Linked DNA regions of Homo sapiens: region 2 is linked to region 1. The links are chromatin loops, found by intact Hi-C in ENCODE. Cell type or tissue: HepG2. All regions are shown on one strand. Links, peaks and the distances in the headings refer to the core of each region. The heading gives the core; the rest is flanking DNA.

The links. Peaks named below come from ENCODE experiments on the same cell type or tissue, not always from the same donor. Only the 100,000 strongest peaks of a DNase experiment are listed, where the experiment ranks them.
Region 2: it touches region 1 in a loop (5-fold over the local background); 3 of 110 quality-filtered maps call a loop at or near these places.

Annotation. Positions count from the first base shown.
Region 1 is chr9:18,211,712-18,216,115 of GRCh38, reverse strand. It overlaps a transcript of ADAMTSL1 not described here. Among named protein-coding and RNA genes, the nearest start is that of ADAMTSL1, 260 kb to the left of the region's middle. In HepG2, for the core only: a CTCF peak has its summit at 2,687 (motif pointing right); a DNase peak (open chromatin) is centred at 2,685.
Region 2 is chr9:18,015,014-18,019,417 of GRCh38, reverse strand. It overlaps a transcript of ADAMTSL1 not described here. Among named protein-coding and RNA genes, the nearest start is that of SH3GL2, 440 kb to the right of the region's middle. In HepG2, for the core only: a CTCF peak has its summit at 2,067; no DNase peak of the experiment used is centred there.

The DNA.
Region 1 (4,404 bases), core at 310-4,309:
ACATATCTTGGTTCAAGTAATCAATGGAATGTGTGGGGGAAACACATTTAAAAATGAATTTGGAAATGTTTCCAGGAGTGGTGGTTTTACAAGAGGACTCATCACAGATTTTTTCACAGAATCTTTCCTAATCTTTACGAAGGTTTGAGGCTCTAACTCAGTTCTCGTAATGGACTCTCTCTTGGTTGGAAAGAAGACAACCCAAAATTCCAACATTTGGTGAGTTGACAAAAGTGACATGTGGTGTCTCTTTCATTCTTGTAGCAGCTGTCTCACATGAAAGGCAGTGAATCAGAGTTCTCCGTGAGGACAGCAGGAGCTGGTCCCCCTGCCTTTAAGGTCACTCCCAGAGTCTTTCCCTACAAGTTGGCCTTGGCATCTGCAAGAGCAGCAAAAACAGAACACACAGGGGCCCTCACACCACAAACCTAAATAGTCTAAAAGTTATAAGCCAAGCTAATAAACCATTAAATAAAATAGTCTACCTTCCCATCTTGACAAATATACCTCTATGACAACAAAATTGAAAAAAGGAGTGCAGCTATGGGATTTTTTTTGATTGCTAGTCAGCAAGACATCAAAGATGACTGATATTCATTATTACTGTGTATGTCAGCAGTTCTTTTGACAGGCCAGTAATGTATAGATGAGTCATAAACACATATATAACTCATAAATATGTTTACTTCATAAAATACAATATTTCTTGTCTTCATTTTTATAAAATACTTAAGTTATTATAGTTAAGGTTTTCCCATAAATTTCCTTATATTGACAGTAATGCTAAATTAGATAATCTTTTTTGAATCATCATAGTTGTTAGATTATTTTCAGTATTTTCAATTTTGACAAACTTCTTTATGTTGAGGCAGTAACTACTGGAACTGTCAAAATTATTACAGTAAAATAAATTCAGAGATGGCCACTTTATGTATTATTTTATGTTCAAATATAACATAATCATAAATGATAAACTATATTGGCTATACAAAATGTAACAATATTTTAATTTAACCATTCCAATCGCCATCTCATTCAACTTCTGCCCTCTTTCAAAGTAATATGTAAATCCATAAAGAATTTAGTTGTTGTTTTTTCAATTTTTTCAATGCTGAGTTATAAAGAAAACCAAACACAGCAGGATGTTGCTCAATTTGTTAAAATCTTCTTTCAATAAAGACTACTGCCTGATCTACGGTGGGCAGAAGATAATGTCTACAGAAAGTGTATTCAGGGTCACATACATGTAAATCTTTCCCATTATAGAGTGCATGACATTTATTGGAAAGCTTTTGTGTGGCTTCCTAGTTTCTTTCTAGGTAGTAAAACTATTTTCTCTAAAATGTTTTGAAATATTTTTAAATCACTTATCAAATGAAGTAACTCTACTTTGATACTTCTGGGTTTTTATGAAATAAAACTTTTGTAAACATTATTAATAGCAAACAACAGTTCACATTAAATGACCATGGATACACAAATTCAAAGTTAGCTTCTGCAAAGACTATTATCAATTCTTTCTTTGTGGAACTGTTGTTATATCACATAATTGTTGTAGTATATCTTTTCTAAATTTAATCTAAACATTTTAGTAACATTTAGTTGGCATCGCCATCAGATGTCAAAAAGTAGCTTTAAGGTCAATTTCAATGTATTTCCTTGGGATGTTCCATATTTAGACAGATTCAGAAAACAAAGTACATCATCTCTGAATTGTTCCAAAGAATATCATTGCTTTGGGTGAATTGGAGGCTATACATCCTAATAACAAACACACTACATAACTTCAAATAAGCTACTTGAAAATAAACTGTATTTGAATTTCGAAGAGATTTTATGATAACATGTACTATAACTATGCTTATCTAATTTAAAAACTTTTAAAATATATTTTCTAAATGTAATTCTGGGTTTATTGATGGAGAGAAAAGAGGAATACTGCTGTTAGAAAGAGAAGAAAATACAGGTGATAACTTGACCATGAAAAATAAGCCTACAGATCACTAAGAGTTGACTTTGTTCTTACAACAAAAATACACTAAATACGTAAAATTTTAAAATTACAATTAAATTTCTTTGGGCGAGGGGCGGTGGCTCATGCCTGTAATCCCAGCACTTTGGGAGGCCCAGGCGGGTAGATTGCCTGAGGTCAGGAGTTCGAGACCAGCCTGGCCAACATGGTGAAACCCCATCTCTACTAAAATAAATAAATAAATAAGCAAGCAAGCCAGGCGTGTAATCCCAGCTACTCGGGAGGCTGAGGCAGGGGAATTGCTTGAACCAGGGAAGTGGAAGTTGCAGTGAACCGAGATCGCACCACTGCACTCCAGCCTGGGCGACAGAGCGAGACTCTGTCTCAAGGACAAAAAAAAATTATTTGGACTCAGATTCTGTCTCAGATCTCTCAGGTACAACTTCCTCTATCTCTGAGGTTTCCGTATGTGCTATCTTGAAAACCGTCAATTCCCTATAGAGATATATCAAAGAAATAGATTTCTGAAACAGCAGCACAGAACGTCCTCATTTTCTAGTTACAGTTATGAAGTAACAGAAAACAAAAAGACACCTTTATGCTTTAGTGTGAGCTCACTAATACCTAGTCCCAGGCTCAATCACCTTTTCAGCATCATCTCAAAGGCAAAAGTTTAGCTTCTCACTAAGTTCTAACGGAAAACAACACTAGAGGGCGCTGGGAGTTTGCAACTTAGGACTGTCTTCTCACCCAGGAACACAGTGTTTTGTTCTCCGAAGGATACCAACACCAATTCAATCCCTGAAAATGTCCGTTATCATCACAGTTCCAATGAATCAAGAGCGTGATCCTACAAATATGTTTTCCCTGAATACAAAAGGGGAAAGAACAAGAATCTCACTGGCTTTAGCAGTTTAATAGTGTACCATCCAATCAGGTGAAAAAGATATTAAATAAATTCCAAGGAGGGGAAAGAGGGAAGAGCAGAGCTTGTAGCTTACAGTTTCTTTCTTTCAAGTCATGTGGTAAGTGAATTTTTGGTGTGAGCGTTCATGAGAATTTCTGCCAAAAAATAAAATGGTCAAGTCTTGCATTAAGTCAGGCTGAGTTGATGTTCAATACACTAACGGCTAAAGATAGAAGTTCCCATTATAAATCACATCTCAAAATGCTAGTAATTTGCATTTAGGACAATGAACTGCAAATTCTATTCAAAAGGTAAAATTAAAATAAGACTTTCAGGTGTTGTTCTCTCCCAAATCTTTACAATCTTATGACCATTGTGGGGAAAAAATTTGTGGGGAATGTTGAAGCACATCTTACCTAGTCTCAGTGTGACCTAAGGGTTATCGTCCACACCAAAAAGGCAAAAGGCACCCTAGAGCTAGAAGTTGTCTTCCCTTTGAATGGAAGACAACTCAAACTCTAACTACACATTGTGGGAAAGCTATGATGTAGTAGCCTCTCATACTTTTGAAATGTATACATTTTTACAACGGCCCAACATCAATTTGCATATGGATTTGCAATTGCACATGCAATTGCAAAGATAGGATTTTACTGGTGATTACAACAACAACTTTTAAAACTACACTTCAGCCTGGCCAATCCAGTCTTCTCCAAGACCAGCACTACAGATCTGGCTGTTTGACATAGTGACAAGTAAAATATTACTTTTTCTATGAAGTTGTTTCATTTATATGTTTGGTCAAATCAAACTAGTCATAAATACATTTGCTGAACATAATCTATCCTAAGCCTTTTCAGTGTTTAAAATTATGGACACACTTGGAATTTTGTCATGTCACACAAGAAACATTGGCCCAGGAGGTCAAACATGGTCATAAAGTTCATAAACACGTCAATCTTCCTCCTACCACAGAGACTTTGAGTTTGCTGTTCAATCAACCCAAAGCAATCAGTCTTCTTCAAGGGGACCAGGAGTAAGTCTTCCTTTTTTTCAGGAACTGGTAGATTAAACATGGGCGCAAGACTCAAATACATACACGTTAATACACACACCTTGTCCAGATTTGGTTCCAGAATTTTTTCTGGTGCCTAAATCTGGTCACAGTGGACTTGTTTCTTCTCTTAACTGCTTTTCATACAACCCTAGGAGAGTCCCAGGTTCTGTCCTTGAATGAGACTTTCATTCCTGGCATACTAAGTCAAAATCAAAATGCACTTCCTGCAGAAACACTGTCATGAAAACAGGGGCACTTGAAGTCCCACAGTTTGTAGCTTAACTGGGTTGTTGAGGGCTGGCCTAAGAATGTAAAAAACATTTCCAACATTTTTGCTTTGGGAATGTGTAAGTTTCACTATCTGATTTTCAATGGAACATTTGAAGCAATACTTGTAAAGTGCAAAGTTTTGTAAAGGAAACAGATAAATATAAAATTACATGGAAGGTATCTTTAGCTTCAGATGCT
Region 2 (4,404 bases), core at 236-4,235, 200 kb after region 1:
ATCTTTAGACTATGTTTTTCTGACAGTACTCTAAATTTGATCTTTGCTGATAAGCTATTTTTTAATTTTAGTATCATTTGTTATTTATAGAGGATGAGAATTTTGAAAACAACCAAGTCCTGACTCCTTTTCGTTTAACAATCCTTCCCCCAAATTATTTCTCTTCTCTCATTTTACTGTTATCAGAAAGAAGAAACCAGGCAGAATCTTCAACACTTTACTTAGAAGTTACCCAGTTCATTAGACATATTTTTCTACTTTTCACATAACCACAGATCAGAGTGTTGCTAAACTTTCTGCCACTACATAAACAAGAGTCCCCCTTCCTCCAGTTTTTCGAAAACATTTTCTTAACTTTCCTGCACTTTCTCACTCTCAGTGTCTTGAAAGCCAAAAATTCTATGACTAATGTGTTCAAGGTACTTTAAGCTTTTATTAACATTCTCCTAAAAGTACTACAGCATTTCTAGTTTCTGCCCACTACCTGGTTCCAAAGCCACTCCCACATTTTATGTATTTGTTATGGCAATGCTCCCACTTCCAGGTGCCAAAGTCTCTGTTTATCTATTGATACCTCGCAATTTATCCCAAAACTTAGTGCCTTAAAACAGCAAACATTATCTTGGTTTTTATGAGCCAAGAATCTGGGTGCAAACTAGCTGAGTACCTCTGGCTAAAAGTCTCTCATGAAACTGCAGTTAAGTTGATGACTGGGGCTGTGGTCTCATCCGAAGACTCAATTGGGTTGAGGGAGTGGGGAGTTTAATTGATGGGGTTTGCATATGGGGTTTATCAGTAGGATTCAATCCTTTCTTAATACACGGGCATCTCTAAGTTGCAGTTGGCTTCTCCCATAGTGATCAATCAAAGGGTGAGTGAGGGAACACTCAAGAAGAAAACCACAGCCTTTTATAATCTAATCTTGGTGACATTCCATAGCCATATTCTACATTCCATGCCATAGTCTATTAGAGGGAATTACTATTCATTCAAAAGGAGTCCATAAATAAAGGCTACATTTCAGAAGGGATTACAGAAGGGCATGAATGCCAGAGGCAAGGATTATTTCAGACAGTCTTAAAGGTTGTCTGCTACACTGTCTCAGAGTCTGTATGAAGATTAACAGAGTTAAACATAAAAAATGCTTAAAACATTATACGGTAAGTACCATATAAGTGGGCTCTTATTAATATAAGTACTATCACCACTACTGTGATTATCTTAAGCAAGAGTCACCAAACTTATTCTGTAAATAGCTAGTTAGTAAATACTTTAGGCTTTTGAGTGCACATATCATCTCTGTTGTATATTTTTCTATATATGTGTAGTTTCTTTTTACAATGCTTTGAAAATGTAAAACCCAGTCTTAGCATGAGAGCTGTACCAAAAGAGGTCACTAGCTGCAGTTATCCCTCAGGCCACAGTTTGAAAATTTCTGATATTAAGACACAAGTTTTAGAACAACAAAGATAATGGTATTTTTAAATAAAGCCTGACATTACATGTGCATTGATCTGACAGGTACAATGCTATTTTAGCAGAGGGAGATTACTTCACATGCCAGGAAAAGACAGCCTGTTCCTGTAAGAAATGACACAATCTTTCTTTGCTGATAGAATTTTAATGGCGGCAGGGAAAGAAACAGAACCACATAAACTAGGGTGGAATTTGGGAAGTTGGATATAATTACCTAAATTGAAACGTAGCCAGTTCACAGCTCCTCCAGAGGGTGAAAAATCATGTGACCTATTAGATTTAAGAAAAAATTTGATCATAATTTCATGTTCAATTCTAAAGACAGGATTTCCAACAAAAATGCTCGCAGACCGTATCATTGGAGCTATACATGGCTTCGGAGCCAAATTTAAGAGAAGAGAGGTGCCACAGATAGGACTCCATGAGTAGAGGGGGAAATTGAACTCTAATTTCCTTGATGGTCTATCCTGTAAGGTGTCAACATAATTTTTCCCAACAGGCTTCTCAAATTTGGGGGGATTACAAAACAAACTGTCAGTGCTGAAACTAAGCAGGTGTTAAAAGCAGGGTCTGGGAAAGCAGGATACTCCCCCTGCTGGATTTAGAAACTTGGAAGCATATTCCAAAAAACCCACAAAACTTCAGTATGTACCTAACATTCAGAACGAATATGAAGAGCTCTGTCATCTTTTACATAATCACCACCACCTTGTATTTTATAGGGCTTTTAACTTTGCAAAGAACAACATGAACAAGATATTGGGCATGAATATCCTTTGTAAACTATAACTTGCTATAGTAGAGATGGAAAATAGGTTTAATCTTTTGTGCAAAATCTGATCTATCTGGAATCATTGCATGGGTCCCAGTGTTGAAAAGTTTGAGTCCATGCCTGTGCTCAGCTAGAAAAAGAGAAGGGAAAGTATCCAGTGATGTGGGAGGATGTAATAAGGGTACATATGCTAGGTATCTGCCATCCAACTAGTATGAAAGTGTATGGTGTTATCTCCCCCAGTTTTTTCATATTTAATTCACAGAAAAAATATTTTTATGATTTGAGTCACAAATTTTGCTACAAAGCCAGCTTCCAAAGTTTGATTATACTGACCATAAACATGACGCAGAATACTGGTCACCTGAACGCAGGGACCATATTCTGCTGGCCATCCACCAATTTGAAGTTAAATTTTATACCCTAAATACCAACACAAATTGTTAGGTACTTTTTTTGTACATGGCACCTTGATGGGACATGGGAGATTCAGTCTAAAAATGTAACTGAGTCTCTTTCTTCTGGACTAGTTTTATCTCATAATTTGTATTCCATTTTATAATTATTCACTATGTGCACAGAGTTGGTAAGGGGGTCAGGAGTGGGATGGAAAAATTAGAAGATATCATGTACATCAGGGTCTCTGTAATCAGGTATCTTGCAAATGTTGGGGAAAATATTTACTTACAGGACTCTGTTCTGTGCTTCTGTGAGTTTCAAGTACAATGGAATCCATACCACACCATGAAGACCATCAGCTTGCAAAAGGACAACCGATACTAGAAACTATGACAAGAATTATCTATGTTTACTGACATCAAGAAGAGGGGCCACTTGACCCAAGAGTTCACGACAATGACAAGAACTTTCTTCTCAACCCACTTAAGAGACTGTAAGGACAGCTAGGAGCTGGGTACTCTGGTATTCACAGATACTTGAGTCCTAAATTCAATGACAACTAATTGTGTTTCTGTTTTCACTAGAAAGAAAAGGCAGCCATTAGAGTGGATGTACATTGAATACATGTCTTCTGACTCTCTCTCTTATGTTTACCCCATAACAGGAACATTCCCGCCTATTTAAATCCTTGAGGAAGTTATTAAGATTGTATAAATGATCAAGTATTTGTTACCTGGCATACAAGGCTCTGCAGACAAGATTAGATCTGCCATAATAACTAAAAGAAGCCAATCACTTAGCTGCCATCCTGGTTTTCAGAGATCTTTATTATGTTCAGCAAGACAGCTGGAGAAAGGGTATGGCAATACTCAGATGAGAAGTTATCAGTCTTGACTGCACATTACAATCTCTTGAGGAGCTCTTAGAAAGACTGGGTTCAGGTCCTCTCTTATCCTAATCTCATTGGTCTCGGGAGGGATCCAGGCATATTTTTTGAAATCATAGGTGTTTCCAATGAGCAGCCTAGGATGAGAAGCCCTGGTCTTGTGGGAAGAAGCTTAGGGTCAGGCAGCCCTCAGTCCATATCCTGCTCTACCTCTTAATAAGCGCAGGACATTACAAAAATTCCTTAAACATTCTGAGACTGTTTTATCAACTGTAAAATGGGAAGAATACCCACCTGACTAGGTCATAGCAAGACTCAAAACAATAATACGTGTCAAGTGAGTGTGTAGTCCTTGTATCACAGACAGCTCTGAATAAAAGCACTAACCAAAATGAGCTCTAGGATCAAAATGTCTCTGCTTCTGTGGTTCATCTCCAAGCTTTGGGTGACCCCAAGGGAGTGGCAGGAATAGGAAGAAAGGGAGTTGTTAATAGCTAGAGGCTAAATTTTAACTCAGTTATCATCAGCATGTGAAATGAGATCACCATCTTTATGTAAATTCCCTGCTTTCCTTTAGAAACTTCCTCAGGCCATTTACCATCTTTCGGTTAGATCCCTCCCAGCAGAGACAGAGATTGAGAGAGAGCACCAGAGAGAAGCAAGCATGAGCCTAGACACACCTGTGTTCCAACTCATTCCCATGTGTACCAGAGCATGCTGCTTCCTTTCTCCCAGTCTCACTTCCCTAGATCAATAAAACTGGGATATTAATACCTGCCCCATGTGGCTATGGTGAGGATTTAACAAAATAAGATTTAGCATACTTTTTGCAGCATAGTATACATTCAATTAATGCTACTTCTGCTATGAT